Linked DNA regions of Homo sapiens: region 1 is linked to region 2. A link is an interaction called in ENCODE POLR2A ChIA-PET data of the cell type or tissue named here. Cell type or tissue: endothelial cell of umbilical vein. All regions are shown on one strand. Each heading gives the region's core, and the rest is flanking DNA. Links, peaks and the distances in the headings are about the cores only. Region 1 overlaps FUCA1 (alpha-L-fucosidase 1). Region 2 holds the start of LOC124903877 (a long non-coding RNA gene).

Region 1 (16,338 bases), core at 7,054-11,053, 110 kb before region 2:
TCGGGAGTCTGAGGCAGGAGAATCGTTTGAACCTGGGAGGCAGAGGTTGCAGTGAGCCGAGATCATGCTGCTACACTCCAGCCTGGGTGACAGAGCAAGACTCCATCTCAAAAATAAATAAATAAATAAAAAGAAAAGAAAAGAAAAAGGTGTGAGAAAAACAACAGACAAAAAGTAAGTAAAATAAAAGACAAAATAAAAGACAGAAATTTGTTTGTTTTTTGAGACAGCATCTTGCTCTGTTGCCCAGAGTAAAATGTGGTGGTCTGATCACAGCTCACTGAAGCCTCAACCTCATGGGCTCAAGTGATCCTCCTGTCTCAACCTCTCGAGTAGCTGGGACTACAGGCATACACCATCATACCCAGCTAATTTTTGTATTTTTTGTGGAGGGGGTTTCGCCATGAACTCCTGGGCTCAAGCGATTTGCCTGCCTCAACTTCCTGAAGTGCTGGGTTTCAGGCATGAACCACTGCACCTGGCCTGAAAAGGTAGAAATTTGAATAAAATAAGAAAATATTACAACAAAGAGGATCATCCAACAACAACAACAACAAAAAAGAAACTTGGTTCTTTGAGTCTAATAAAATTGACAAGCTTCACAACAGATCACAAAAAAGGCATACATGTTTACTGCCTTTTTAAATTTATTTTTTATTTTTGAGACAGAGGCTTGCTTTGTCACCCAGGCTGCAGTGCAGTGGAGCGATCTCAGCTCACTGCAACTTGTGCCTCCAGGTTCAAATGATTCTCCTGCCTCAGCCTCCTGAGTAGCTGGGATCACAGGCACGTGCCACCGTACCAAGCTAATTTTTGTATTTTTAATGGAGATGAGGTTTCACCATGTTGGCCAGGCTGGTCTTCAACTCCTGACCTCAGGTGATCCACCTGCTTTGGCCGCCCAAAGTGCTGGGATTATGGGCCTGAGCCACCGTGCCCGGCCGTTTATTGCCCTTTATTTTTTTATTTTTTATTTATTTTTTGAGGCGGAGTATCGCTCTGTTGCCCAGGCTGGAGTGCAATGGCGCTATCTCAGCTCACTGCAAGCTCCGCCTCCCGGGTTCACTCCATTCTCCTGCCTCAGCCTCTCGAGTAGCTGGGACTACAGGCGCCCGCCACCACGCCCAGCTAATTTTTTTTTTGTATTTTTAGTAGAGGCGGGGTTTCACCGTGTTAGCCAGGATGGTCTCGATTTCCTGACCTCGTGATCCGCCCGCTTCGGCCTCCCAAAGTGCTGGGATTACAGGCGTGAGCCACCACACCCGGCCCATTTATTGCCCTTTAAAAGAACACTGAAGGTGGGGCGCGGTGGCTCACACCTGTAATCCCACCACTTTGGGAGGCTGAAGCAGGTGGATTACGAGGTCAGGAGTTCAAGACCAGCCTGGCCCAACATGGTGAAACCCCGTCTCCACTAAAAAAAAAAAAAAAAAAAAATCAAAAATTATCCGGGGGTGGTGGCAGGCGCCTGTGATCCCAGCTACTCTGGAGGCTGAGACAGGAAAATGCTTGAACCTGGGAGGTGGAGGTTACAGTGAGCCGAGATCATGCCACTGCACTCCAGCCTGGGCAACAGAGCAAGACTCTGTCTCAGAAAAAACAAAAACAAAAACAAAAAACCACCACCACACTGAAATGTTTAGTGTACAAATTTATGGACAATAAATCTGAAAACTGTGTTGAAATGGATATTTCCCAGAAAATCATAACTGAAAAGAAGTGGCCTAAAAATAAAAGAATCTTTGCATACACTAGGATGGCTGTAATTAAAAAAATAGAAAATAAGTGTTGACAAAGATGTGGAGAAATTGGAACCTTCATACATTGCTAGTGGGAATGTAAAGTGGTAGAACTGTTGTGGAAAACAGTTTGGTGGTTCCTCAAAACGCTAACCACGGACTCACCATATGACTTAGCAATTCCACTCCTAGGTATATACCCCAAAGAACTGAAAGTCAGGAACTCAAACACATACTTATACACCAATGTTCATTGCAGCATTATTCACAAAAGCCAAAAGGCATAAACAATTGAAATGTCCATCAACTGATGAACGGATAAACATGCAATGAAGTATTATTCAACCTTAAAAAAAGAGTAAAATTTTGATACCTGCTACAACATGGGTGAACCTTGAAATATTATGCTATAATATTATATGTTAAATGTTATGCTATAATAAGCCAGACACAAGATGACAAATATTGTATGATTCCACTTATATAAAATACCTAGAATGGCAAATTTATAAAGACAGAAAGTAAATTAGAGGTTCCCAGGGGCTGGGGTGGTGTGGGGAGAGGAATGGTGAGTTATTGCTTAATGGTCGTATAATTTCTGTTTGGGGTAATGAAAAATTTTAGAAATACGTAGCAGTAACGGTTGTGATACCGAAAGGAGGTACTGGGAAGGCAAGAGCATGGTCCCTATAAATGATAAGGAAAGGAGGGAAGGAAGTGCTGGGAAGGGAAGAGCATCGTCCCTATAAATGATAAGGAAAGGAGGGAAGGAAGTGCTGGGAAGGGAAGAGCATGGTCCCTATAAATGATAAGGAAAGGAGGGAAGGAAGTGCTGGGAAGGGAAGAGCATGGTCCCTATAAATGACATAAAAAGGAGGGAAGGAAGTGCTGGGAAGGGAAGAGCATGGTCCCTATAAATGACATAAAAAGGAGGGAAGGAAGTGCTGGGAAGGGAAGAGCATGGTCCCTATAAACGATAAGGAAAGGAGGGAAGGAAGTGCTGGGAAGGGAAGAGCGTCGTCCCTATAAATGATATGGAAAGGAGGGAAGGAAGTGCTGGGAAGGGAAGAGCATGGTCCCTATAAATGATAAGGAAAGGAGGGAAGGAAGTGCTGGGAAGGGAAGAGCATGGTCCCTATAAATGATAAGGAAAGGAGGGAAGGAAGTGCTGGGAAGGGAAGAGCATCGTCCCTATAAATGATAAGGAAAGGAGGGAAGGAAGTGCTGGGAAGGGAAGAGCATGGTCCCTATAAATGATAAGGAAAGGAGGGAAGGAAGTGCTGGGAAGGGAAGAGCATGGTCCCTATAAATGATAAGGAAAGGAGGGAAGGAAGTGCTGGGAAGGGAAGAGCATGGTCCCTATAAATGACATAAAAAGGAGGGAAGGAAGTGCTGGGAAGGGAAGAGCATGGTCCCTATAAATGACATATAAAGGAGGGAAGGAAGTGCTGGGAAGGGAAGAGCGTGGTCCCTATAAATGATAAGGAAAGGAGGGAAGGAAGTGCTGGGAAGGGAAGAGCGTGGTCCCTATAAATGATAAGGAAAGGAGGGAAGGAAGTGCTGGGAAGGGAAGAGCATGGTCCCTATAAATGATAAGGAAAGGAGGGAAGGAATTGCTGGGAAGGGAAGAGCATGGTCCCTATAAATGACATAAAAAGGAGCGAAGGAAGTGCTGGGAAGGGAAGAGCGTGGTCCCTATAAATGATAAGGAAAGGAGGGAAGGAAGTGCTGGGAAGGGAAGAGCATGGTCCCTATAAATGATATGGAAAGGTGGGAAGGAAGTGCTGGGAAGGGAAGAAGAGCATGGTCCCTATAAATGACATGGAAAGGTGGGAAGGAAGTGCTGGGTAGAGGAGGACGTGAGAACGTGGTCCTTGACTGCAGCTCCACCCCCACAGACCTAGGTGAGGACAGGCATTTTTGTTTTCCTGTCCCAATGTTGCGTTTCCCAAGACCACCCGGCCTGCCCCGCCCCCATCCTGTGCCTATAAAAACCCCCAAGACCTTAGCAGGCAGACACACAGGTAGCCGGACATGGAGAGGAGCACATCAGTGGAGGAACACACAGGCGGCTGGACGTCCAGAGGAGCACATCAGCAGGCACTGGCACGCCAGCAGGCCGCTGACCAGCAGAACGACGCAGAGTTTGGCTGGGACTGTGGAAGGGGGTCCCGGGCTGCTGAGTGGCCCCACTCCAGGGGAAAACCTTCCTACTCCATTCTCTTCTGGCTTCCAACATCTGCTAAGAGCTACCTCTACTCAATAAAACCTTGCACCCATTCTCTAAGCCCAGGTGTGATCCAATTCTTCTGGTACACCAAGGCAAGAACCCGGCATATAGAAAGCCCTCTCTGTCCTATGACAAGGTTGAGAGCCCACTCGAGCTGGTTAACTAACACAAGTCGCCTATAGACAGCAAAACTAAAAGAGCACCCTGTAACACACGCCCACTGGGGCTCCAGGAGCTGTAAGCATCCACCCCTACATGCTGCCGTGGGGTTGGAGGCCCACAGCCTCTGCCTGTCTGTATGCCCCCCTAGAGGTTTGAGCAGCCTGGCACTGAAGAAGCGAGCCACACCGCCCTCGCACGCCACACTCCCCTCGCACGCCACACCCCCGTCGCACGCCACACCCCCCTCGCACGCCACACCCCCGTCGCACGCCACACCCCCCTCGCACGCCCTGAGAGGGGGAAAAGGAACTTTACCCGTTTCAGTTGCACAACATTGTGAAAATAATGCCACTGAATTGTACACTTAAAAATGTTTAAAGTGACAAGTTTTATGTTACATATATTTTATCACACACAACAAAAGGGGTTAAACATACAGTTACCATATGACCCAGTAATTTCGCCTCTAGGTATATGAGGGGACTTTAAAAACTTATTGGAAAATGGAATCAAAATATTAAAATAAAAAATATAAACCTCATTTCTCAGTATAAGCTCTATCAAGGGCAAGACATTTTTGTAAAGCTATGATATGCATTTAGTTTACCTTTAAAGGGCAGAGGGTCCTGGGAATTAAACCACGTCAATGCAGTCTTTTTTGCATTATTAACTGAAGAAAAATGGGTGCCTTTTAAAGATTTTTTTTTTTTTTTTTTTTTTTTGAGACGGAGTCTCTCTCTGTCGTCCAGGCTGGAGTGCAGTGGCACAATCTCGGTTCACTGCAAGCTCCGCCTTCCGGGTTCACGCCATTCTCCTGCCTCAGCCTCCCGAGTAGCTGGGACTACAGGCGCCCGCCATCACGCCCAGCTAATTTTTTGTATTTTTAGTAGAGACGGGGTTTCACCGTGTTAGTCAGGATGGTCTCGATCTCCTGACCTCGTGATCTACCGGCCTCCAGCTTTTTTTTTTTTTTTTTTTTTTTGGAGTCTCGCTTTGTCGCCCAGGCTTGAGTGCAGTGGCGCAATCTCGGCTCACTGCAACCTCTGCTTCCCGGGTTCAAGCAATTCTCGTGCCTCAGCCTCCTGAGTAGCTGAGATTACAGGTGCCTGCCACCACACCGGGCTAATTTTTGTATTTTTAGTAGAGACGGGGTTTCACTGTGTTCGCCAGGATGGTCTCGATCTCCTGACCTCGTGATCCGCCCGCCTCGACCTCCCAAAGTGCTGGGATTACAGGCTTGAGCCACTGCGCCCGGCCCCTTTAAAGATTTTTTTAAGATTACAAAACAATAAGAAGTCAGGAGCGTTGTCCTGAAGTGGGGAAGTACTCTTTGGTGAAGCTTTCCCTGGCCTTTCTGTTTGTTTGTTTTTGAGACAGAGTCTCACTCTGTTGCCCAGGCTGGAGTGCAGTGGCACAATCTCGGCTCACTGAAACCTCCTCCTCCCAGGTTCAAGTGATTGGGAGGCCAAGGCGGGCAGATCAGTAGGTCAGGAGTTCGAGACCAGACTGACCAACATGGTGAAACCCCGTCTCTACTAAAAATACAAAAATTAGTCGCTTATGGTGGCGCAGCCACTCAGGCTGAGGCAGAATTTCTTGAACCTGGGAAGCAGAGTTGCAGTGAGCCGAGATTGTACCACCGCACTCCAGCCTAGGCGACAAGAGCAAGACTCCACCTCAAAAAAAATAAAAATAAATAAATAAATAAATAAATAAATAAATAAATAAAAGTTCTGCTTTATAAAGCTGAGGTGGTGAGTTTAAAAAATTATTTTATTATTATTATTTTTTTTTGAGACGATGTTTCGCTCTTGCTGCCCAGGCTAGAGTGCAGTGGCTCGATCTTGGCTCACTGCAACTTCCACCTCCTGAGTTCAAGCAATTCTTCTGCCTCAGCCTCCTGAGTAGCTGGGACTACAGGCACGCACCACTAGGCTAATTTTTGTATTTTTAGTAGAGACAGGGTTTCACCATAATGGCCAGACTGGTCTCGAATCCCTGACCTTGTGATCCATCCACCTTGGCCTCCCAAAGTGCTGGGATTACAGGCATGGGCCACCGCACCTGGCCTATCTGGGTGCAATACTTTTAGCACCCATTCAGTGGAAAGTTTGCTGAACTTTTTCAGTCAGAATTGTGTAAGCCGAACCAATTAGATGTCTATGATGTTGGCTGTTGTTTGGGCTGTTAATCGCCAGTTCTCTTCAGTTGGGACACAAAGTGAATTTTTTCCTCAAAAATTGATATAGATGATCTGCTGCTGCAGGCCTCACCTTCAACATTGTCTTACACTTTCTTAAAATAAGTTATCCATTTGTAAACTGCTGATTTATTTGAGGCATTGTTCTCATAAACTTTTCATAAAGCATCAGTGATTTCACCTTCTTCCACTGAAGCTTCATCATAAATCTGATGTTTGTCTGGGTGTGGTGGCTCACGCCTGTAATTCCAGCACTTTGGGTGGCCGAGGCAGGCAGATCACCTGAGGTCAGGAGTTCGAGACCAGCCTGGCCAACCTGGTGAAACCCCGTCTCTACTAAAAATACAAAAAGTTGGCTGGGCGTGGTGGCAGGTGCCTGTCATCCCAGCTACTTGGGAGGCTGAGGCAGGAGAATCTCTTCAACCTGGGAGGCAAAGGTTGCAGTGAGCCGTGATTGCGCCACTGCCCTCAAGCCTGGATGACAGAGCAAGACACTGCCTCAAAAAAAAATGTTGATGTTTGTTCTTGCTTCAATTTTAGCAGAATTCATATTGCTCTGATAGGGGCACTTTTCAAACTGATGTCTTTTTTTTTCCTTAGTGCCTCAAAGTAGATTCTGTGGCAGTAGAGGGGATGGAGTAGTGTGAAGTTATTTGCAACTATGTACAAGTTTTCCCTTCTGTTCTGGTGCCTGGGAAGATAAGCACAGTGCAAAATAAGATTTTTTTTGAGACGGAGTTTCCTAAGATAAGCACAGTGCAAAAATAGTTTGTCACGCTAGGATTTTGTGGCAAATGAGAGTGAGTGGCCTCCCAAGGTCCCTAGCTGAAGAGTTGAGACACACTGTGGGTCTTTATAAGGCGTTCAACCCACTCTTCATTGCAATCCATCCTGACCTTGCCTGGTCATTTCAACACTGAATGACTTTAGACATTTGAGTTCAGGTCAAATCTTTTAAGGCATTCAATTTATTATCTCCATTGTGGAAGATCCTGCAACATGGATTTACTGGATACAGATTTAGTAGCAAGATCTGATACAGTCTGGAAAACTTAAGAATTGAGGTCAGGCGTGGTAGCTCACGCCTATAATCCCAGCACTTTGGAAGGTGGAGGTGGGAGGATGGCTTGAGGCCAGGAGTTCAAGTTTAAGAACCAGGACACACCTTGGACCTCCATTTTGTAAGGGGTTCCATCCACATCTTCACAGCAAACCATCTGCACCCGTCACTCTCCACAGACCTATTCCACCTGCTCAGGGAAAGGAAACAACACACCTTGGACCTTGATTTGTAAGAAGCTGAAATTACTTATCTCTATCATAACTATCCTGGAATCTGAAATCATGTCCAACAGCACAGATTTACTCCAGATACTAGATGCAGTCTGGGTCTCAGAGATGGGAACACAGTTTGAGATTTGATTTTACAAGGAGTTGGATCTACCTGTCTCTGTTGGAACTAGCCTGCAATCAAATCCAATAGCGTGGATTTACTTCAGACATTGGATGCAACATTGAAGATTTAAGGATTAGGGACACATTTGGGACTCAATTTTGAAAGGAGTTTCTCCAAGTTTTCATAGCAGCCATTCTTGAATAACACTCAACAAAGCTGATTTACTCAAGACATTGGATACAGCCAGGCGTGGTGGCTCACGCTTGTAATCCCAGCACTTTGGGAAGCTGAGGTGGGCGGATCACTTGAGAATAGGAGTTCAAGACCAGCCTGGTCAACATGGCGAAACCCTGTCTTGTCTAAAAACACAAAAAAATTAGCCGGGTGTGGTGGTGGGTGCCTGTAATCCCAGCCACTCGGGAGGCTGAGGCAGGAAAATCACTTGAACCCAGGAGGCAGAGGCTGCAGTGAGCCAAGATCAAACCATTGCAATCCAGCCTGGGCAACAAGAGTGAAACTCCATCTCAAAAAAAAAAAATGACATTGGATACAATATTGAATTATTGTTGGGGACACATTGGGGGCTTGATTTTGAAAGGAGTTGGGCTGTCAGTTTTCTTAGCTGCCATCATTGAATAATGCCCAAGAGCACGGGTACACTTGAAACATTGGACGTATTGAAGACATAGTGTTGGGGCCATACTTTGGAATTAAATTTTTGAGGACTTGGTTCTTCTACTCCTCTTGATAAAAATGATCCTGGATTCATGCCGTAAACCACTCCAGACATTTGGTGTCTTCTAGAAGATTTAAGAGCTGAGAACATTTTGGCCAGGCGCAGTGGCTCACACCTGTAATCCTAGCACTTTGGGAGGCTGAGGCGGGCAGATCACTTGAGGTCAGGAGTTCGAGATCAGCCTGGCAACGTGGTGAAACCCCGTCTCTACTAAAAATACACGTGCCTGTAATCCCAGCTACTCGGGAGGCTGTGGCAGGTGAATCCCTTGAACCTGGGAGGTGGAGGTTGCAGTAAGTCAAGATCATGCCACTGCATGACTCTGTCTTAAAAAAAAAATCTGAGAACATTTCTAGGGCTGGAATTTTGCGATTTTGCCACCAGGAGTTGGAATTTTTCATGGATTCACCCAACAGGATTTGCTCAACACATTCTACAAAGTCAGCAAGGCTGGGTCAAGAAAACTCCAAAAGGTCTGAGAGAGGCTGCCTGGCACCATCTTGTCACCCTTGCATCCCCTTCCTTTGGGAAATGGAAGCTGGAAACTTGGGGCCATTGGAGCTGCAATGGTTTGGTGCTTCTTGCACAACTCTTGCTAATTTCATTTTAGTTACTTATATCTTTGGTTATGATAAATGGAATATTTTCATTGTATTCTAGTTTCTGGACTGTAGAAATGTAATTGATTTTTGTCTCTGATCCAACAACTTATTAATTCTAATAATTCATTTGTATATTATTTGAGGTTTTCTATGTGGACAGTTTCATCACCTGAGAACAATGACAGTTTGGTTTAATCCTTGCTGCTCCTTACATCCCTTTACTTCCTTTGCTTTTTAAATTTTATTATTTAGAGACGGGGTTTTGATCTGTCACCCAGGCTGGAGTCTAGTGGTGTGATCCATCTCAGCTCACTGCAGCCTCGACCTCCCAGGCTCAAGCAATCCTCCCACCTAAGCCTTCCAAATAGCTGAGACTACAGGTGTGCACCACCACGCCTGGTTACTTTTTGTATTTTCTGTAGAGATGGGGTCTTGCTATGTTGCCCAGGCTGGTCTGGAACTCCTGGACTCAAGAAATCCACCCGCCTCTCCTTCCCAAAGTGTTAGGATTACAGGCGTGAGCCACTGTACCTGGCCTTCATTACTTCTTTCCAGCCTTCTTTTTAACATAAACATTTAACGCTATATTTTCCTGAAGTACTTTTATTTTTAAAGCTACATCTTATAAGGTTCAATATATAGTGTTACTATCATTCCAAGTATTTTCTTTTCTTTTTTTTTTAGAAGTGTGCATGAAGTTGCTTTAAGACTGTGAAGAACCATATAAGCAATATTATTATCATCAGCTTGCTCTCTAATTCTGGGCAGAAAGTGATCTAATTAAAATTGGCTGTGCTAATCTACTTACACTAATGTGTTACTTTTTTCTTTCACAACCAGGCTTCATTTGCCTCACAAGAACTACATATTTGGAATTCTTTATATCTCATGGCACAATCCATAAATTTATGAATCAGTAACATAATGAGTTAGTGTATTTTAACTTTTACAAACACAGTTTTTTCTTCTCCAAGTTTTTGTTATTGTTCTTTAATTATATTGTAGACACTAAATAGCTTATATGATGTTGCTTCTTTGGTATTTGAGATTTGCAAATGTTCCATATGTGCTTGAGAAAAACACATATTCCTTAAATGTTGGATAAAGATTTCTAAATATATCTACTTGGCTGGGTGTGGTGGCTCACACCTGTAATCCCAGCACTCTGGAAGGCTGTGAGGTAGGTGGATCACTTGAGCCCAGGAGTTCGAGACTAGCCTGGGCAACATGGTGAAACCCCGTCTCTACAAAAAAAAAAAAAAAAAAAAAATTAGCTGGGCATCGTGGTGTGCCTATAGTCCCAGCTACTTGGGAGGCTGAGGAGGAAGGATCACTTGAACCTGGGAGGTGAAGGTTGCAGTGAGCCGAGATCACACCACTGTACTCCAGCCTGGGCAACAGAGCAAGACTCTGCCTCAAAACAAAACAAAACAAGATTTCTAAACATATCTATTAAGGAAAAATTAAATAGAAAACTTGATTAGATCTCTAACAAAGAGGCTGAACTGGTAGTCAATTCAGAAGAATGGTATTAGAAGTGAGAAGCAGAAAAAACACAGGAATTACATTTTTTGTTCAGTGTTAAGGAGATTTTGCAAATCTCCTTAAAAAAAAAACACACACAAACCAGAAACTGATCTTAAAGCTATAAGCAGTATAAGTTGAAACTAGGAAAAGAAAGCTATACCATGTTTTTTTGGTAGAAATGATTGTGATGTACAAATTTTTTATTTGATCATACTTAAAAAGACAGAGCAGAATCACATTCATTTTCTTAATAGTATCACTGTAAACATAGCGAATTTTGGCGCTTTTAGATTGCTCTGAAAATTTCTGAAGAGTTGACCATAGCAGCCTGGTAAGCCTTTTCCTTTCCCCCAAAGCTCTCCTGCCCTTTGCAGAAAGACTGTTGGTGACAACTGATGCTAACTAAATAGCATGTGGTTGAGCTTGCCAAATCCTTCCACCTCCTCCCATAGGCAACAGGGTGACTTGGCTTAAAGGCATTGAGTAAGCAAGTAGGTTATCAGAGAACAGAGGGAAGATTCCATTGTAGATAATTTCCAAATATTACAATTGATGAACTCAGAGTTCAACTGCTCAGTTCCTTCTTCTGCTGACCTGATACAGATATAATCACAATGGATCTCAGATCTTTGGTCCATTTAGACATCAGGGTAATGTACTCAGTTCCTTTAATTAAAATGTGTTGGAAAAGCCATCTCTGGGTGGAGAAGAGAAGTTCGTTGATTATAGTGATGGTACTATAAGAGAAAAACTGAAGCAGGAAAACAGTGAGCAGCGCCTCTTTCTTCTTGCACTCAAATGATTACTTCACTCCTGTCAGCTTTATAGTCCAAGCAAACTCTGCGGGGACAGCAGAGGGTGGCAACTGGGGTAGAGAGATGAAGAGACCTTTATCTGGATCTGTGGACCACTTCAGATCTCCTTGAATTCCCAGCATTGTTATCTGCAGAAAACAAAAGGGAATGAAACAAACTGGTAATGCACTAATGAGTATAGAATACAGGCTGACTATGGTAGGAAACAGCCACGCTGGGCCAGGGCAGGAAAGCCAGTCTAAAAGAGGTGTGAATATGGGAGAAACCTGGCAGGGAAGGAAGAAAGGAAGGATCTGCCAATTCCTTTACAGAAAGTTACATCTTAAGACTGACTAAGCCTCTTTACCTTTGTAGTTGAGGTAGTTATGGGGGATTCAAGGTTTAAGACTCCATTTTCTGGCCAGTGCAGAAAAATGGCATAAACAGCCGATCCCTTTGAGGTATACCTGGGAAAACAGAAACAACACTGTCAAAGATACCTGACTTGTTATCCTGATATACAACTTTATACATTTCCTCCTTTTTAATGTTAATTTTCTTTTCTTTTCTTTTTTTTTTTTTTGAGACAGAGTCTCCCTCTGTTGCCCAGGCTGGAGTGCAATGGTGTGATGTTGGCTCACTGTAACCTCCGCCTCCTGGGTTCAAGCAATTCTTGTGGTTCAGCCTCCTGAGTCACTGGATTACAGGTGTGCACCACCACGCCTGGCTAACTTTTGTATTTTTAGTAGAGATGGCATTTTGCTATGTTGACCAGGCTGGTCTTGAACTCCTGGCCTCAAGTGATCCACCTGCATTGGCCTCCCAAAGTGCTGGGATTACAAGTATGAGCCATTGCACTCAGCTCCTTATTTATTTTTTTTTTGAGACGAAGCCTTGTTGTCCAGGCTCTTGTTGTCCAGGATGGAGTGCAGTGGCGTGATCTTGGCTCACTACAACCTCCACTTCCCAGGTTCAAGCAATTCTCCTGCCTCAGGCTCCTGAGTAACTGGGATTACAGGTGCCTGCCACCATACCCTGCTAATTTTTGTATTTTTAGTAAAGACGGGGTTTCGCCATGTTGGCCAGACTGGTCTTGAACTCCTGACCTCAGGTGATCCACCCGCCTCGGCCTCCCAAAGTGTTCGGATTACAGGCGTGAGTCACTGTTTTGGGCCTAATTTCTTTTTTTTTAAGTGATGGAGTCTTGCTGTGTTGCCCAACACAACTTGCTGTGTTGTGCTGGGCTCAAGTGATCCTCCCACCTTGGCCTTAGAAAGTGCTGGGATTACAGGCATGAAGCACTGCACAAGGCCACTCATTCCCCTTTCAATTATCTACCAAATCCCAGTCCTCGAGTCTGTCACTGTTACTAGGGAGCACCAATAACTCAATACCAATGAAGGTGTGCAGGAAGGAGGCAGTCTATAAAACTCTATCTGGTGATACTATCTATTTTCCCTACCAATTGGGTTAAGTTGTCTTTAAAAATTATCTCCTACATCAGTTACTGCAAATAAATAGAGCCATTTACCTTATTATTCAAATCTCTTTTCTATTCCAAATCCATGTGAAAATAGCAGAGACTATAACAAGGACAAGACATGCAATGAAAACAAATTTGTTGTTCAGAGATTTCTTTTTTTTTTTTTCTGAGACTGCACCCAGCCTGTTCTGAAATTTCACTATGTTTAGAGAAGAGGATGAAAATCACTACTATGGTTTGAATGCATCTCCCAAATCTCATGATGGAAACTTAATCCCCAAATTCATATGTCGATGGTATAGTATTTAGAGGTGAGGCCTTTGGGAAGTAATTAGGATCATATAAGGTAATCAGGGCAGGGCCCCATGATGGGACTGATGGCTTTATAAAAGGAAGAAAGACCTGAGTGGACATGCCCACTCTCATCCCCAACCATGTCATGATGTAGCAGGAAGGCCCTTACCAGATGCTGGTGCTATGCTCTTGAACTTCCCAGCCTCCAGAACTGTGAGCTAAATAAACCTCTATTCTTTAAAAATTATCCAGTCTAAGCCAGGTGCAGTGGCTCATGCCTGTAATCCCAGCACTTTGAGAGGCAGAGGCAGGTGGATCACTTGAGGCCAGGAGTTTGAGACCAGCCTGGCCAACATGGTGAAACCCCATCTCTACTAAAAATGCAAAAATTAGCTGGGCGTGGTGGCGGGTGCCTATAATCCCAGCTGCTTGGGAGGCTGAGGCAGGAGAATTGCTTGAACCTTGGAGGCAGAGGTTGCAGTGAGCTGAGATTCTGCCACTGTACTCCAACCTGGGTGACAGAGTGAGACTGTCTAAAAAATAATAATAAAATAAAATAAAAATCCAGCCTGTGGGATTCAGTTATAGCAACAGAAAATGGACTAAGACAACCACTAAACAGAAACTCATCCAAAACAGAGGGATTAATAGAGGGATTAGATCCAGAGACCTAAGCTCTCTGGTATAATAAAAGCAGTTCCCTTTAATTGAACACTGAGTTTGTGCCTGGCACTCATCTCATTTAATCCTCACAACACTATAAAGCATCATCACTCCATTCTGCAGTGGAAAAAATGGGGCCCAAGATCAAATAACTAGATCCAGAAGTCCAAGTATGAATGGAAAGAATTTTGGATGGGGCTCCGTACAATCCAAGCATTCATTATTACTATTTTTAGGGGGCAGGGTAATAATCTCAATAAATTGACTGATGCTTTGTTGCTCCTTCCCTTTTCACCAAACCCACTCTCTCCCTTCACTAGTCAAAGATAACCAAGTAGCCTGAGACATAACTCAAATGGGGTACAAATTTTATAGGAAAATAACCTTCTGGATTTTCTCAAGGCAACTTCCAGCCTGGCTTGTGACATTGTGGACCCAAGGAGATACCAGTTCCGGATGGGGCACTGTTCTGTTCTTACACACAACAGAAGACAAGACTCACCATACAGATGTTGTGTTCTTTTCCCATTGCACCCGCCATGGTTTGGAGGCATAGATAGCCTCCCCATTGATGCTCAGCCATTTCCCAACAGCAAGAAGCCTTTCTTGGAAGATGGGAACAATCAGTCCATCTTTAGTTGGTCCAATGTTCAGAAGATAGTTGCCTCCCAAACTTACTGTCTGAACCAGTTCCTGGAGAGAACAGAAACAATGAAAGTCTAGCTATGAATGCCAAGCCTGGCATCATGCTTAAAATAGACAGAGAAGAAAAAGAATCTAGGGCACACTCTGTTTTTTAAATATCCTCTGCTGTTTTAATTTTTTTTTTTTTCTTTTTGAGCTGGAGTTTCACTCTTGTCGCCCAGGCTAGAGTGCAATGGCGTGATCTTGGCTCAACTGCATCTCGGCTCACTGCAACCTCCACCTCCCTGTTCAAGCGATTCTCCTGCCTCAGTCTCCTGAGTAGCTGGAATTACAGGCATGCGCCACCACATCCAGCTAATATCATTCTATTTTTAGTAGAGACAGGGTTTCACCACGTTGGCCAGGCCAGTCTCAAAACTCCTGACCTCAGGTGATCTGCCTGCCTTGGCCTCCCGAAGTGCTGGGATCACAAGCATGAGTCACCGCACCTGAGCTAAAAATTCTCTCTCTATATATATTTTTGTCACTATAAAAGCAGGTTAGGCTCATGTGAGTAAATGAAAAATCAGGCTATATTATATTAACTTGAATTTCAGGGAGTGGCCATGGAGCACTTCCTGTGACACTGTACTTCTCATGGTGCTGAGTGCAGTGGGAAGGGTCATGCCCCAGAAACATGAGGTGTGGGCAGGGAAGCTGAGAATTTCAGGACATTCCTTACGCATTGGGCTATATAAATGAACATGCTGCCCCTTTGGGAAAACTGCTATAAAGAGATACGTTCTTTTTTTTTTTTTTTTTTTTTTTTTGAGACGGACTCTTGCTCTGTCTCCCAGGCTGGAGTGCAGTGGCACAATCTCGGCTCACTGCAACCTCCGCCTCCTGGGTTCAAGTGATTCTCCTGCCTCAGGCTCCCGAGTAGCTGGGACTACAGGTGCGCACCACCATGCCCAGTTAATTTTTGTATTTTTAGTAGAGATGGGGTTTCACTATGTTGGCCAGGCTGGTCTTGAACTCCTGACTTTGTGATCCACCTATCTCAGCCTCCCAAAGTGCTGGTATTACAGGTGTGAGCCACCGTGCTCAGCCAAGAGATACATTCTTTAAGACTTCTGGAGTGGGATTTGGGTGTGTGTGTTTTTACTGTGACCTTGAACAGGTATTATACATATCCAGGCAGCTCAGAAAAACTAAGGTTATATAGAGAAAATTTTAAATTCATTACAGAATTTGAAGAATTCAGACAGGCATGGTGGATCACACCTGTAATCCCAGCACTTTGGGAAGCCAGGACAGGTGGATTACCTGAGGTCAGGAGTTTGAGACCAGCCTGGCCAACGTGGTGAAGGCCCTGTCTCTACTAAAAATACAAAAATTAGCTGGGCACAGTGGTAGGCACCTGTAGTCCCAGCTATGCGGGAGGCTGAGGCAAGAGAATCACTTGAACCCGGGAGGTGGAGGTTGCAGCAAGCTGAGATCGTGCCATTGCACTCCAGCCTGGGCAACAAGAGCGAAATTCCATCTCAAAAAAAAAAAAAAAAGAATTAAAGAATTCATTATAAGAATTCATTACAGTACTCCAAGTGACACCACACCATTAACTTTTGATGTCTTCTTCTAGTCTTTTTCCTATGTAGTTAATTTTATATAGTTGTAATAATATGTAACTTATTTTATTTATTTATTATTATTTAAAAAAAATTTTTGTTTCAGACGGAGTCTAGCTCTGTCACCCAGGCTGGAGTGCAGTGGCGCAATCTCAGCTCACTGCAACCTCTGCCTCCTGGGTTCAAGCAATTCTCCTGCCTCAGCCTCCTGAGTAGCTGGGATTATAGGCATGTGCCACCACGCCCAGCTAATTTTTTTT
Region 2 (16,338 bases), core at 7,769-11,768:
GGATTTCCTACCGGGTTTCCAGGAAGGAAAGTCCCTGTGTATAGAGCCTGTAACTCTTATGCGTCCAGATCCTTGAAAAGGAAGGAAGAAGGGAGGGCTTGAAGTGTCAACTTTGCCAGGGTCTTACCAGATAAGGGCTGCCAAAAGGAGAACCCTGAGCCACAGTATTTGGTGGCAATTGTGGTCCTTGTATGTGGTCAATGCCTGCTCCAGGATCCTTCTAGTGGAGATAGCTGTCACAGAACTATTAGATACCATAGTTGATCTACATTTCATTATATTAGATTTTAAGGACATACAAGCAAATATATTACCCCTGAGATCAGGCAAGAGAGGCCCTTGCTCTGGGCTCCACAACCCCTTGCTCTGGGGTTAGAGAACCCCATGTCACAAGCATACATCAAATTAATTTATTAAATAAGATAAAAGTGAAATATTAGTCAGGGCACGGTGGCTAACGCCTGTAATCCCAGCACTTTGGGAGGCCGAGGCGGGCGGATCACCTCAGGTTGGGAGTTCAAGACCACCCTGACCAACATGGAGAAACCCTGCCTCTACTAAAAATACAAAATTAGCCGGGCATGGTGGTGCATGCCTGTAATCCCAGCTACTTGGGAGGCTAAGGCAGGAGAATCGCTTGAACCTGGGAGGCAGAGGTTGTGGTGAGACGAGATTGAGCCATTGCACTCTAGCATGGGCAAAAAGAGTGAAACTCCATCTCAAAAAAAAAAAAAAAAGAAAAGGAAATATTAGAATCAAATTACAAACAATAACTGTTAATGACACAGACAATTATCATTCTATCTTGAAATAAATGAACACAAGAATGAAAGTTCCTAGTCTAGCTGGGTGCGGTGGCTCACACCTGTAAATCCCAGCACTTTGGGAGGCCAAGGCGGGCAGATCACCTGAGGTCAGGAGTTCAAGATCAGCCTGGTCAACATGGTGAAAACCCGTCTCCACTAAAAATAAAAAAAAATAAAATAAATAAAAAATTAGCTGGGCTTGGTGGCTCACGCCCGTAATTCCAGCTACTCAGGAGGCTGAGGCAGAAGAATCGCTTGAACCCTGAAGGCGGAGGTTGCAGTGAGCCAAGATCATGTCACTGCACTCCAGCCTGGGTGACAGAGTGAGACTCTGTCTGGAAAAAAGAAAAAAATAAAGAAAGAAACTTGCAAGTCTAAATAAACTGAAATCTTCCAGCCACGGGTTCATAGGGGTCAAAGGACTGTGTGGCTACACGGGTTACTGCACATGACAAGAACATATGGGCATGTCTGCTACTCAGTGCTGGCACCACACAACCTGTAACGCTTGACAGCCATTCTTAGGACTAACACTGTTCACACCCCAGGGAAATGCTTCTGCACATCTTTTGCTCCATGACCTCGAAACAAAAGGCAACTGCATCCAAATGACATAAAAGGTTGGGGTTAATTTAGTTGTGAATGTAAATTTGTCAAGGTAGAAAGATAGAACATCTTTTATTATTTTAAATATTAGCTTTCTTATTTAAATATTTAGACAAATGACTATGTTGAAACAAAATCCATGGTATAAAGAAATACCTTTATTTTACTTTTTTTACTTCTTCTTTTTTTTTTTTTAGACAGGGTCTTGCTCTGTTGCTCAGGCTGAAGTGCAGTGGCACCATCAGAGCTCACGGCAGCCTCAACCTCCCAGGCTCAAGTGAATTTCCCATCTCAGCCTCCTGAGTAGCTAGGACTATAGGTGTGCACCACCATGCTTGGCTAAATTTTTTTTTTTTTAGACGGAGTTTTGTTCTTGTGGCCCAGGCTGGAGTGCAATAGTGTGACCTCGGCTCATGGCAACCTCTACCTCCTGGGTTCAAGTGATTCTCCTGCCTCAGCCTCCTGAGTAGCTGAGATTACAGGCATGAGCCACCATGCCTGGCTAATTTTGTATTTTTAGTAGAGATTGGGTTTCTCCACGTCGGTCAGGCTGGTCTCGAACTCCCGACCTTAGGTGATCTACCCCCCCACCCTCGGCCTCACAAAGTGCTGGGATTGCAGGTGTGAGCCACTGAGCCCGGCCGCCTGGCTAATTTTTTATTTTTTGTAAAGACAGGGTTTGACTATGTTGCCCAGGCTGGTCTTGAACTCCTGGACTCAAGCAATCCTCTTGCCTCAGGCTCCCAATGTTCTGGGATTACAAGTGTGAGCCACCACTCTCGGCCTACTTCTTCTTCTTCCTCATTTGTAAATACACATAACGTAAAATTTACCAACTTAACCATTTATAAATGTACAGTTTAATGAAATTAAGTACATTCGTATTCTTGTGCAACCATCATCACCATCCATCTCCAGGACTCTTTTTATCCTGCAAAACTGAAATTCTGTACCCATTAAATAATAACTCCTCATTTCCTCTCCTCTCAGCCCCTGCAACCACTGAAGTTCTACTTTCTGTCTCTTTAAATTTGACTACTCAAGAAACCTCATGTAAGTGGAATCATACAGTATTTGTCATTTGTAATTGGCTTATTTCACTTAGCATAATGTCCTTAAGGTTCATTTATGTTGTATCATGTGTCAAGATTTCCTAACTTTTTAAGACTGAATAATACTCCATTGTAAGTATATTATACATTTTGCTTATCCATTCATCCATGGATGGACACTTGGGTTGCTTCCATGCTTTAGCTATTGTGAATAATGCTTTGAACATGGGTATGCAATTATCTGAGACCCTGTTTTCCGATTCCATACCCAGAAGTGGAATCGCTAGCTCATATGGTAATTCTGTTTTTAAGTTTTTGAGGAACTGCCATACTATTTTCCACAGCAATCGTACCAATTTACATCCCCACCAATACTGCACAGAAATTGCAATTTTTCCACATCCTTGCCGATACTTGTTATTTTCTGTTTTTTGTTTTGGATAGTAGCATCCTAATGGGTGTTGGGTGGTACCTCATTGTGGTTTTGATTTACATTTCCCTCATGATTAGTGTTATTGAGCATCTTTTCATGTGCTTATTGGCATTTGTATATCTTCTTTGGATAAACGTCCATTCAAGCCCTTTGCACTTTTCTTTATTTTTTTTAAAGAGACAGAGTCTTGCTTTTTCACCCTGGCTGGAGTGCAGCGCAATGATAATAGCTCACCGCAACCTTGAACTCCTGGGCTCAAGCGATCCTCCCATGTCAGCCTCTCAAGTAGTTGGGAATACAGGCATGCATACCACATCTAGCTAACTTTTAATTTTTTTATAGAGATGGGGTTCTCACTGCGTTGCCAGGGCTGGTCTTGAACTCCTAGGTTTAAGTGATCCTTCTATCTCAGCCTCCCAAAGTGCTGGGATTACAGGCATAAGCCACTACACCCAGCTCTTTGCCCATTTTTGAATTAGTTTATTTCTTTTGTTGAGTTTTAGGAGCTATTTATAAATTCTGGATATTACTCCCTTATCAGATATATGATTTGCAAATGTTTTCTCTCATTCCATAATTTTCCTCTTCCCTCTGTTTGATAATGTCCTTTTTTTTTTTGAGACAAAGTCTCACTCAGTTGCCCAAGCTGGAGTGCAGTGGTGTGATCTTGGCTCACTACAACCTCTGCCTCCCGGATTCAAGCGATTCTCCTGCCTCAGCCTCCCAAGTATCTGGGACTACAGGTTTGTGCCACAATGCCCGGCCAATTTTTGTATTTTTAGTAGAGATGCGGTTTCATTATGTTGGCAAGGCTGGTCTCGGACTCCTGACCTCATGATCCGTCTGCCTTGTTCTCCCAAAGTGCGGGATTACAGGCGTGAGCCACTTTGCCCGGCTGATAGTGTTCTTTGATGCACAAAAGTTTTTGATTTTCATGTAGTCCCATTTGTCCATTTTTTCTTTTGTTACCTGTGCCTTTGGTGCTATAATCCAAGAAATTATTGCCAAATCCAATGTCATGAAGCTTTTGCCCTATGTTTTCTTTTAAGTTTTATAGTTTTATCTCTTACATTTAGGTCTTTGATCCATTTTGAGTTAATTTTCACATATGATGTTAGGTAAGGGTCTAACTTCATTCTTTGGTATTTTACATCCAGTTTTCCTAGCCCCATTTGTTGAAAAGATTGTCCTTTCTCCATTGAATGATTTTGGCATCTTTGACAAAAATTATTATACCATGTATGTGAGGGCTTATTTCTGGGCTCTTTATTCTGTGCTATTGGTCTATATGTCTGTCTTTATGCCAGTACCATACTATTTTAATTACTGTAGCTTTGTAGTGAGTTTTGAAATCAGGAAATGTGGGATGTCCAATTTTGGTCTTCTTTTTAAAGGTTGATTTGGCTATTCAAGGTCTCTTGAAATTCCTTATGAATTTTAGGGTGGATTTTTCTATTTCTGTAAAAAATGTTGGGATTTTGATAGGGATTGCATTGAATCTATAGAATGTTTTGAATAGTATTGACATCTTAACAATATTAAGTCTTCTCTAATCTATGATGTCTTTCCACTTACCTATGTCTTTGATTTCTTTCAGTAATGTTTTTTATTTCTCATGGTATAAGTCTCTCACCTTGGTTAACTCCTAAGTATTTTATTCTTTTTGATGCTATTATAAATGGAATTGTTTTCTTAATTTCTTTTTCAGATTATTAATCGTTAGTGTCTAGAAATGCAACAACTGACCTTTGTATGTTGACTTTGTACCCTGCTACTTTGCCAAAATTTTCAGATAGTTTGAACAGTTGTGTGTCTGTGTGTGATCTTTATGCATTTCCACATATAAGATTATACCATCTGCAAATGGAGAGAATTTTACTTCTTCTTTTCCAATTTCAATCCCTTTTTTTCTTTTTCTTGACTAATTGCTTTGGCTAGGACTTTCAGTTTTACGTTGAACAGAAGTGGTGAAAGCAGGCATTCTTGCCTTATTTCAGTCTTTCACCAGGGAGTATGATGTTGGCTGTATTTCATATATGGCTTTTATTATGTTGAGGTATTTTCTTCTGTTCCTAGTTTCTTGAGTGTTTTTATAATGAAAAAATGTTGAATTTTTTCAAATGCTTTCTCTGCATCAATTGAGCTAATCATGTGGAATTTTTTCCCCTTCAACCTATTAATGTGGTATATTACTTTGATTGATTTTCATATGTTAAACTATCTTTGCATTCCAGGAATAAATCCTACTTGGTCATGTGTATAAATAATCCTTTTAATATACTGTTGAATTCAGCTTGATAGTATTGTATTTTGTTAAGGGCTATTGTATCTATGTTCATAAGGGATACTGGTTCACAGTTCTCTTTTCTTGTGGTATCTTTGTGTGTCTTCAGTATCAGAGTAATGCTGGCCTCATAGCATTTGTTAGGAAGTGTTTCCTTCTTCCATTTTTTTGAAAGGTTGAGAAGGGTTGGTGTTAATTCTTTAAACATTTGATAGAATTCATAAGTGAAGCCCTCAGGTCCAGGGCTTTTCTTTGCCAGGAGATTTTTTTTTTTTTTTGGTCAGGAGATTTTCTATTACTGATTAAATCTCATTATTAGTTATAGGTCTATTCATATTTTCTATTTCTTCATGATTCAGTATTAGTAGGTTTTGTGTTTCTAGGAATTCATCCATTTCATCTAATGTATAGATGTGTGTATAATTATTCATAGTATTCTGTGTATAATTATTCAATGTATACTGTGTATAATTATTCATAGTATTCTCTTATAATCCTTTTCATTTGTGCCCACTTTCACTTCTGATTTTAGTAATTTGAGTCTTCTCTTTTTTTTTTAGCCAATCTAGCTAAAGATTTGCCTATTTTGTTAATCTTTTTGAAGAACCAACTCTGGGTTTAAAATTTTTCTCTATTATTTTTCTTTTTCTTTTTCCTTTTTTAAATTTTATTTATTTATTATTATTATTTTAGTAGAGACAAGGTCTATGTTGCCTAGGCTGATCTTGAACTGCTGAGCTCAAGTCATCCTCTCACCTCGGCCTTATAAAGTGCTGGGATTATAGGTGTGAGCCAATGTGCCTGGCATCTATGATTTTTCAATTCTCTATTTCATTCATCTCTGCTTTAATTTTTATTATTTCTTTCCATCTGCTAGTTTTGGGTTTAGCTTTTCTTTTCCTAGTTCCTTAAGTTGTAAAATTAAGTTGTTGATCTGAGATATTTCTTGTTTTTTAATATAAGCGCTTACAGCTATAAATTTTCCTATGAGCACTATTTTCATTGCATCCTATAAGTTTTGATATGTTGTCATTTCATTTTCATTTGTCTCTAAGTACTTAAAAAATTTTTTATGTATTTTAATAGAAAACTTACAGGAACAGCACAGAAGACAGACAATGTTAAACATATGTACTTGCATGTAGGACAACTCGGGTAGAAAATATAGTGAATGGATGGAATCCACTATATGACAAAAATGCTACAAACACCATTTAGTTGCCATCAATAAGAAATGTACTTCTTTTAGGCCGGGCGCGGTGGCTCACGCCTGTAATCCCAGCACTTTGGGAGGCCGAGACAGGTGGATCGCGCGGTCAGGAGATCGAGACCATCCTGGCTAACACGGTGAAACCCCCTCTCTACTAAAAATACAAAAAATTAGCTGGGCGTGGTGGCAGGCGCCTGTAGTCCCGGCTACTCGGGAGGCTGAGGCAGGAGAGTGGCGTGAACCCGGGAGGCGGAGCTTGCAGTGAGCCAAGATTGCGCCACTGCACTCCAGCCTGGGTGACAGAGCAAGACTCCGTCTCCAAAAAAAAAAAAATGTACTTGTTTTAAAAAAACCCAAATGCTGACATTGTCCAGAAAAATTTAACAGGTTTATTTGCAATTATTGTAAAGTTGAACCACTGAAACTTGTTCACTGAAACATTTTAACTTGCATTAATGCTTTATGTTTCTGCATTCATATTAAAAATTCACACACAAACGAAAATGGAAAAACTGCCAATACCTGATTTCTGTCCCCTATTTTTCCACTCGCAATCATATACTAGGTACCTTTTGACCCCATGGGAAAAAAATATCTAATGTTCAGAACTACCAATAACAGGAAGAAGAGAATTTTTTTTTTTTGAGAATGAAATGATTCCCATCATAGTGGATTCTTAAGCACGTTCTCCACGTATGCGGCGTGCTAGCTGCATGTCTTTTGGCATAATTGTTACACGTTTGGCATGGATAGCACACAGGTTGTTGTCTTCAAAAAGGCCAACCAGATAATCCTCACCTGCCTCCTGCAAAGTACCGACAGCTGAGCTCTGAAAGCGCAGATCTGTTTTAAAGTGCTAAGCGATTTCTCGCACCAGACCCTAGAAGGGAAGTTTGCGAATCAGAAGTTCAGTGGACTTCTGATAATGTCTAATATCACCGAGTGTCACAGTACCAGGCCTGTAACGATGAGGTTTCTTCACCCCTCCAGTAGAGGGCGCACTTTTGCGAGCGGCTTTCGTAGCCAGTTGCTTCCTGGGTTCTTTACTGCTTTGTACGAGTCATGGTACAGAGACCTCCTTACTTACCCCCCTTCTCCTTCGGCTGGAGCTCGGTGAGTGAGAGGTGGCGCTGGCCTTGGAGAGTGACAGTGGAGCGGCGGCGGCTGTGAACACAATTAAAAAAAATTTTTGTTTTTAATTTATTTAATTTTTTTAGATAGTCTCACTCTGTCACCCAGGATGGAGTGCAGTGGTGCAATCTCGGCTCACTGCAACCTCCACCTCCTGGGTCCAAGCAGTTCTCCTGCCTCAGCCTCCCGAGTAGCTGGGATTACAGGTGCACGCCACCAGGCCTGGCTAATTTTTGTATTTTTAGTAGAGACCGGGTTTCACCATGTTGGCCAAGCTGGTCTTGAACTCCTGATCTCAAGTGATCCACCTACCTCGGCCTCCCAAAGTTCTGGGATTACAGGCATGAGCTACCACGCCTGCCCTGTTTTTTGTTTTTGTTTTTTTTAAAAAGCAGGGTCTCACTCTGTTGCTCAGGCTGGAGAGCAGTGGCACAATCTTAGCTCACTGAAACCTTTGCCTCCTGGTTTCAAGTGATTTTTTTTTCCTGCCTCAGCCTCCAGAGTGGCTGGAATTACAGGTGCGCACCACCACGCCCGGCTAATTTTTGTATTTTTAGTAGAGACGGGGTTTCACCATGTTGGCCAGGGTGGTCTCGAACTCCTGACCTCAAGTCATCCACCTGCCTTGGCCTCCTAGATTTCTGGGATTACAGGTGTGAGCCACCATGTCTGGCCTTAACTATAGTTAAGGGTTGTAATCAGGGAGGAAGAAGGGCAGAAGACGGTAAGAAAGTTCCTACTTGACTAGAACTCTTGTGACATTTCCCTGGCCTGACAGATAGCTAAAGCTGCCTCTTTCTCTCATGGCACTTGTTCTTCAGCAAATTCTCTTCATGAGCTCTCTCGGCTGCAATTCCTTCACAGTGGGCAATGCTTCTCCTTAGGCTGATTGCTCCCTCAGCTTCTGCCTCTTAGTACAATATCTTGCTGTAAGACTGCCATTGCAGGGGCCACACTTGTGGGCTTTGAAAATAACTCTAGCCAGGCAGGTGGCTCACACCTGAAATCCCAGCACTTTGGGAGGCTGAGGCAGGCAGATCACTTGAGCCCAGGAGGCAGAGGTTGCAGTGAGCCGAGATCGCACCATTGCACTCCAGCCTGGGTAATAGGAGTGAAACCCTGTCTCACAAACAAACAAACAAACAATCAATCAAAGAAACAAAACACATGAGGATCTATAAATACTCTAGTTTTTTTTTCTTATTTTTTTCTAATCGGCAATGAGAATATACGTGCAATTTTACTGGCCAATGATAGCATGGAACCAGAAGGGTGGCTACCTCCCATTTAGAGCATACTGTATTCCGAGCGCTTCCTAGCAATATGGACCCTGAAGACTAGATCGGTGTAGCAGAGTGGCTAAGAGCAGGTTTTGGCATCAGGCTGACCCAGGTTCAAGTTCGAGGTATGTGACTTTGGGCAAATGACTTAGCCTACCTCTTTGAATCTCAGTTTACTCATCCATTTAATGAGGCAGTACTACTAGTGACCTCAGTAGGTTGTGATGAGAATTAAATAAGAATGCGTATCAATTGTTTAGGACAGGCCGATTCAATGGCTCATGCCTGTAATCCCAGCACTTTGAGGGGCTGAGGCAGGTGGATCACTAGAGCCTAGGAGTTCAAGACCAGCCTGGGCAACATGACGAAACCCTGTCTCTACAGAAAATACAAAAATTAGCCGGGCACGGTGGCATACACCTGTTGTCCCAGCTACTCGGGAGGCTGAGGCAGGAGGATTGCTTGAGCCCAGGAGGTTAATGCTGCAGTGAGCCGTGATCTCACCACTGCACTCCAACCTGGGTGACAGAGTGAGATCCTATTTAAAAAAAAAAAATTTTTTTTTTAAATTGCTTAGGACAGTGTACCTTGCTCATAGTAGAGTGCTCGATACTTATTGTTATTATTTAATGTGCAACACATTTGTAATATGCAAAGTATCATACCTTTGAATTGCATAAGTAACAGTTAAAACAAAACAAAATAAAGATATAACAGTCAAAGGCAAGGAGATGGTATAAATATTCAATCACGGTGAACTGGAATCAAGAGATCAGACTGAACTTGAGCAAGTTACTTCACCTCCTTTTGCCTTGGAAACTGTGGGCGAATGGCGACTCCTTTGTTGCCTGCTCTACCCAAGAGTGGAAGTCATGCCACGGTGTCACCTAGCAGTTTAATCATGTGTTAAGACTATGTCAATCTGTTCTTTTTTTTTTCTGCTGTGGCAAAATCCAGGCTCTCGGGCCATGGAAGCTTGACTCATAGTCTCTTTCCAAACCCAAGCCATCAGCCAGAGAACAAACACTGGCTTGCCTGACTCAGTGGAAATTCCAGACGTTTGTAGCTCATTAACTGCCAAATTGACAGCTATGGAGGCTGTGACGAATAAGTGGACCTCATTAGCTCCATGTTCCCCAGAAAAAGCTGTCCCACAGGCATACTTTGTACAAAGGCCATACGTAACACGTGATCTTTAAAAAAACCTTTTAAAATTCTTTTGACTATTTCCTGTCAAAAGAAATTCACCGCCAGGCGAGGTGGCTCATGCCTATAATCCCAACACTTTAGGAGGCCGAGGTGGGTGGGTCACCTGAGGTCAGGAGATCAAGACCAGCCCGACTAACATGGTGAAATCCTGTCTCTACTAAATACAAAAAATATGCTGGGCGTCATGGCACATGCCTGTAATCCCAGCTACTTGGGAGGCTGAGGCAGGAGAATCGCTTGAACCCAGGAGGTAGAGGTTGCAGTGAGCCGAGATTGTGCCATTGCACTCCAGCCTGGGCAACAAGAGTGAAACTCCGTCTCAAAAAAACAAAGAAATTCACCAACGTAAATTCACCAACTCCTCTTACAGATCCAATGTCAGGAAAGCAGCTATAAACAATAAGGACAGCGAACAGTATCCTCAAAGCCAGAAGCCTGGGACTGACTTTTAGCCTGATGGTGGGGGCATACACGGATACATAATTTCTGGAAAGTATTTGGTAATATGTATCAAAAGTCTTACCTGTATATTTACCTTGTGACCTAGTACTTTCACCCCTAAGAATTTATTTAAAGGAAATTTATTTACAGAAATGAAGATTTATTTATAGGGACATCCAACTCAGCATATAATAGCAAAAAATTGGAAATAACAGTGGAGAATAGTAAATTAATCAAAGATGGTCATAACATAAAATATGGCTAACAATGAATGTATATATACATGGAAACATGCTCACAATATCCTGAGTTTAAAAAGTGAAAAAAGGGGCGGGCGTGGTGGCTCACACCTGTAATCCCAGCACTTTGGGAGGCCAAGGTGGGTGGATCACATGAGGCCCAGGCGTTCAAGACCAGCCTGGCCAATATGGAGAAACGTCGTCTCTACTAAAAATACAAAAATTAGCTGGGCGTGGTGGCACATGCCTGTAATCCTAGCTACTCAGGAGGCTGAGGCAGGACAATCACTTGAACCTGAGAAGTGGAGGTTGCAGTGAGTTGAGATCATGCCACTGTACTCCAGTCTGGGCAACAGAGCTAGACTCTGCCTCAAAAAAAAAAAAAAAAAAAAAAAAAAAGTGAAAAAAGGTAACAATAGAATATATACCACTTTTCATCTTTGTAAAAAGGAAAAAAAAAGCTCAGTAACTAAGGGCTTTCTATGTGGCAGGCACTGTTCTAAGTACTGCAGAGATGTTGACTTACTTAATCATTACACAAATGTTAGGTATTGTTATTATCCCCAGTTCACAGATGGGGAAACTACAGCACGGAGAAGTTAAACAACCTGCCAAAGTCAGTCATATGCTAGAAAGCCACAGAGCTAAGGTGTGATGCTGAGCAGGTTTTGGTGTCTATGCCCCCACCACGACTCACACTGTCTCCTGGTATAGAAAAAAGACTGGAAGGACATACTTTCCAAGCGTTCACAATGCTTACTTCTGGGAAGTGAGATGTTGAGTGAATTCTACTTATTTTTTATCTGCCTTTTCTATAGTTAATGTGTTATTAATGAGACAAAACTCCAAAGAAAATGTTTAAAATACAAGACCTTTGTTGCAGAGGTGAACGAGTCTCTCTCAACCTCAGTTTCTTTATCTTTAGAGCAGCAACTGTGCCTACCTTATAAAGCTCATGGTAGGATTGAATGAAATAAAGCGAAAGCACTTGGATGACGTAGATTTAGAATATGTTAAAAAGATGTGTAGAAGATGTTAAAAATGCTAGGGGCTATTAAAATACAAAGTAGAGGCGGGGCGCGGTGGCGCTGAGCCTCAGTTTTTCACCTGTGAAAATGCTGACAGGACCGGGTGCGGTGGCTCACGCCTGCAATCCCAGCACTTTGGGAGGCCAAGGCAGGCGGATCACTTGAAGTTAGGAGTTCAAGACCAGCCTGGCCAACATGGTGAAACCCCATCTCTATTAAAAATACAAAAATTAGGCCAGGCACAGTGGCTCATGCCTGTAATCCCAGCACTTTGGGAGGCTGAGGCAGGCGGATCACTTGAGGTCAGGAGTTCAAGACCAGCCTGGCCAGCGTGGTAAAACCCTGTCTCTACCAAAAATCTAAAAAGTTAGCCAGGCGTGGTGGTACACACCTGTAATCCCAGCTACTTGGGAGGCTGAGGCAGGAGAATCGCTTGAGTCTGAGAGGTGGATGAGCTGAGATTGTGCCACTGCACTCCAGCCTGGGCCACAGAGTGAGACTCTGTCTCAAAATAAATAAATAAATAAATAAATAAATAAAAATTAGCAGGGTGTAATGGCAGGCGTCTGTAATCCCAGCTACTCGGGAGGCTGAGGCAGGAGAATCGCTTGAACCCAGGAGGCAGAGGTTGCAGTGAGCCGAGATTGCGCCACTGCACTCCAGCTTGGGTGACAGAACAAGACTCCATCTCAAAAAAAAAAAACAAAAAAACACAAACAAACACAAATAAAACGTAGAAAGTGATAAAGCAAGCATGTTTTACAGGAATCCAGAGAATACTGTCAACCAAACACTGTGTGGGAGCTTCAGTGGTTTCATGTCTCCTTTGATTCTCTTTAGAGCCTCCCATTATTTCTGAGCTGGGGATGGTGTGTCTCTTCCTCATGCCACAGGTGTGAATAGTTGGGGGACAGGCATTGTTATGGTCTTACATGTAAATAGATGGCTCCGATATACCATTATTTTGGGGGGAGTGAGCACGGTGTGTTCCAGATTTCCTCTTCCTATCAATGCAGGTAGCAGTCTCAGCCTGTTTCATAAATTCCTCTCAAGATCGCTGCCCATCTCTCCGTTCAGCCATTGGAGAGATCGCTGCCCGTCTCTCCGTTCAGCTTTGGCCTGGGGACTGAGGCCAAAACTCTGGAATGGGCCAAGAATTAGACGGCTGGGATCAACAAACTAGCAAGGAACCCCATGGCCGAGCTTGGGAGTCCACCTGTGTGAAAATCACTTTTAAAAGCTAATCTAAACAACTCTGGGTGTTCCGGAGCTAGTTTCTGACTTGTTGGGGTTATTTGGTGTTATCACCAACTTTGAGAATTACATAGGACAAAGGGGGTCTCCTTCATAAACATGCCTCCACACCAGGGGATTGCCCTTAGCAAAACTGAAAGCAGTGATTCTCAACTGGAGTGAGACATTGGAATCAACTGGATTGGAATAGCCGCAGCCCCGTGCTCAAAGATTCTGATTCTGGGATGGGGTCTGGGCATCAGAATCCTTTAAGGGTCTTGAAGGTTGGACCCCTGGATCAGCGTCGACAGGAGGCGTGGGAGTTCATCATTGACTTCCTGTGCCCCGTTTAGTAATTAGACCAAAATGGCTGCAATGGTTAAGAACAGATTTGACACTTCTCAGGAATGTCTGAGCAAGCAGGGAGGCAGCAGATGCTTCCCCAGGAAATGAATTCATGGTGTGGGGAGGGGTGTGTGTTTTGCAATCAGTTTGGCAACAAGATCAGAGCTCTGAGGCACATCGAAACAGTGGGCAGGTGTTCCATTTCACTCTTCTGGCAGGTTCTAAGAATTTGCTTGCTTCTTCAAACTGAATTAAGCCCTGAGCGGACAGACCTGCAAAAACATTCAAAGTTGACCATCTGATTTCATATATGAGCTTAAAGAAGAAAAAGAACCAAACCAGCTTTTGTTTTGAAATGGACTCGCTAGGGCGGGGGTGGAGTTGGGGGATAATATTAAAGTACCTAACGTTTTTAGCATGTTCTGTTTATTTTTGAGACAGGGTCTTGCTCTGTTGCCCAGGCTGGAGTATAGTGGTGTGATCATGGCTCACTGCAGTCTCGACATCCTGGGCTCAAGGAATTCTCCCACTTCCGCCTCTCAAGTAGCTGGGACCACAGGGGCACACCACCTCCCACTCCCAGCTAATTTCTGTAATTTTTGTAGAGATGGGGTTTCACCATGTTGCCCAGGCTGGTCCTGAACTCCTGGGCTCAAGTGATCCTCCCGCCTCTGCCTCCCAAAGTGTTGGAATTACAGGTGTATTCTAAATCTACATCATAAAAGTGCTTTTACATTTATTATTTCATTGGCTCCTACCATGAGCTCTACAAGACAGGGAGGATTGCCATTCTACAGATGAAGAAACTGAGACTCAGCCTGAAGGCCAGTCGATTCTACTATATACTTATTCCAAAGCCATGGCAAACCTGGGTGATTTCTCCAACTACCCCGGCACTGGTGCAGTTGTATGCCTCAGCCTACAACCTGTCTCTCCCCCAAAGCTGGGCTTTCAGAAACACTTTCTTTTTTTTTTTTTTGAGACAGAGTTCTGCTGTTGTTGCCCAAACTGGAGTGCAATGGCGCGATCTCGGCTCACTGCAACCTCTGCCTCCCGGGGTCAAGCGATTCTCCTGCCTCAGCCTCCCAAGTAGCTGGGATTACAGGCATGCGCCACACGTCCAGCTAATTTTTTGTATTTTTAGTAGAAACAGTGTTTCACCAAGTTAGCCAGGCTGGTCTCGAACTCCTGACCTCACGTGATCTGCCCACCTCGGCCTCCCAAAGTGTTGGGACTACAGGCGTGAGCCACTGTGCCCGGCCCAGAAACACTTGCTTTTTGCTCCACCTCTACTTACAGATTAGGTAGATAATGTTTTCCTAATGATTTCATTGATTTTGGTTGCCACTGATACATAGCTCAAAACAGATCCTCCAGTGAAAAAATTTCAGCAAGTTGTGAGAGTCCCCCTCCTTTTCTACTTTATTTGCAGGGTCCAGTAACAATGTTTGTTACCTGCACCTCCTGAGTGAGGTTAGCAGGCTGATTTTGGCCTTGCCTGTCCTTGACTCTCAGGGGAAGAAGGGAGGGAATAAATCTTCCCAGACACTAGTTTCCCTCTCTGGTAAATTGTAAAGGAAACAGCTTTTGGGTTCCTTTAGGGCCAGGATGGAGCCTCCTTCACTGCTGTATCCCCAGAGCGTGGCATAGTGCCTGGCACAAAGTAGGCACCAGATAAATCTTTGCTAAATATTTTGTATTAAACATCCATGTATTTATTATGCATTTGGCTTCCAGTTTAGGTGAGCTGTATCCTGAGAGCTGTTTGTCGGCATCAACATTTTCCTATTTGAATTGAGAACTGCTAATAGGATTGTGCTGGTGGAGCTGAGTTTAAAGACCATATGGTTCTGGCAGAGGCTGTATCAGATGTCCCAAAAAAGGTATTATTTTAACTTCTCCTCTCTAGTTCTGAGCTGTTGCGGGCACTTGGTAAATACTAATGAATGATGAGGCTGGAGCTAGCCTGAGAGGGTGCTGGGAGTCTGGGACGCAGTAAAAGCTTTAACAGTGCTTTCCCCAAGGGCATCTCGACTCTGACCTTCTGGCAAAGAAACTGGTTCTGCCAGATGGTAGGATGGAGGCTTCTTGTTGCCCGAACAGCCCCGGCAGCCCAGTCAACAGTCAGTGTCTGCTCTGAGCAAAAAACCTTTTAGGTGCTGGAGAGCACAGATGCTGCAGGCAACCTGCAGCCTGGCCTCTTGAATCCTAGTACCTGGCTTTCAACTCGAAACCGTCTGAGCCTTCATCTGTACAGTGCGGATGAAAACAGCTCCTACCTCACAACATTATTGTGAGGATTAAATGAAATGATGTAAGAAAAAAAAATTTAGCACAGGGTAGGGGGCAGAGTAAGGATACTCTGTGTGGGTTTATACATTTCCAATGTTATGTGTGCGTTTATGCAGATAAAATTCAGAGTGGCTGAAGAGATGAATTTTTTTTTTTTTTTTTTGAGACAGTGTCTTACTCTCACCCAGGAGTGCAGTGTTGTGATCGCAGCTCACTGCAGCCTCTACTTCCTGGGCTCGGGTGATTCTCCCACCTTAGTCTCTCAGGTAGCTGGGACTACAGGCGTGTGCCACCATGCCCAGCTAATTGTTATTTGTAGAGATGGGGTTTTGCCATGTTGCCCAGGCTGGTCTCAAACTCCCGCGCTCAAGTGATCCTCCTGCCTCGGCCTCCCAAATTGCTGAGATTACAGGTGTGAGCCATGCCCTGCCATGAAAAGACTAACTCTAGACTGCAATGGCTTTGAATAATTTTCTAAACGTTTAGAGTTTAGATTTTATTCCGTATCACAATTTGGAGCCACGGAAGTGTTTTTTTGTTTGTTTTTTGTTTTTTAAAGTGACACCATTAAAAATTCATTAAATACAGCTGGCTATTATCTGGCTAGACGTCTAAGCAAACTTCTTGAATGTTTGGAAAACAGATTACACTTTCACTAAGACACCTGTTGGTTTACCACATACTTCTTATTTGAATATGATTAGCATCAGAAAGTCCCTATGCTCAAAAATACCTCTTTTATCAAATTA

What was found. ChIA-PET counts read pairs that join two places held together with the same protein. Peaks named below come from ENCODE experiments on the same cell type or tissue, not always from the same donor. Only the 100,000 strongest peaks of a DNase experiment are listed, where the experiment ranks them.
Region 1: POLR2A ChIA-PET joins it to region 2 with 5 read pairs; 5 of 35 experiments call an interaction of 5 or more read pairs at or near these places.

What each region holds. Positions count from the first base shown.
Region 1 is chr1:23,834,321-23,850,658 of GRCh38, forward strand. FUCA1 (alpha-L-fucosidase 1) reads right to left here. Exons shown (of 8, transcript NM_000147.5): 6 at 14,329-14,519; 7 at 11,754-11,853; 8 at 10,757-11,535. The coding sequence ends at 11,395. It overlaps LOC105376861 (a long non-coding RNA gene), which reads right to left and starts at 4,316. Exons shown (of 3, transcript XR_947068.2): 1 at 3,744-4,316. In endothelial cell of umbilical vein, for the core only: no CTCF peak of the experiment used is centred there; no DNase peak of the experiment used is centred there; H3K27me3 peaks cover 716 bases.
Region 2 is chr1:23,941,948-23,958,285 of GRCh38, forward strand. It overlaps LOC124903877 (a long non-coding RNA gene), which reads right to left and starts at 16,167. Exons shown (of 4, transcript XR_007065541.1): 1 at 16,155-16,167; 2 at 14,569-14,571; 3 at 11,123-11,129; 4 at 6,862-6,938. It also overlaps the pseudogene H3P1. RefSeq lists a silencer at 7,495-7,715 and an enhancer at 16,111-16,338. In endothelial cell of umbilical vein, for the core only: no CTCF peak of the experiment used is centred there; a DNase peak (open chromatin) is centred at 9,844; H3K27ac peaks cover 550 bases.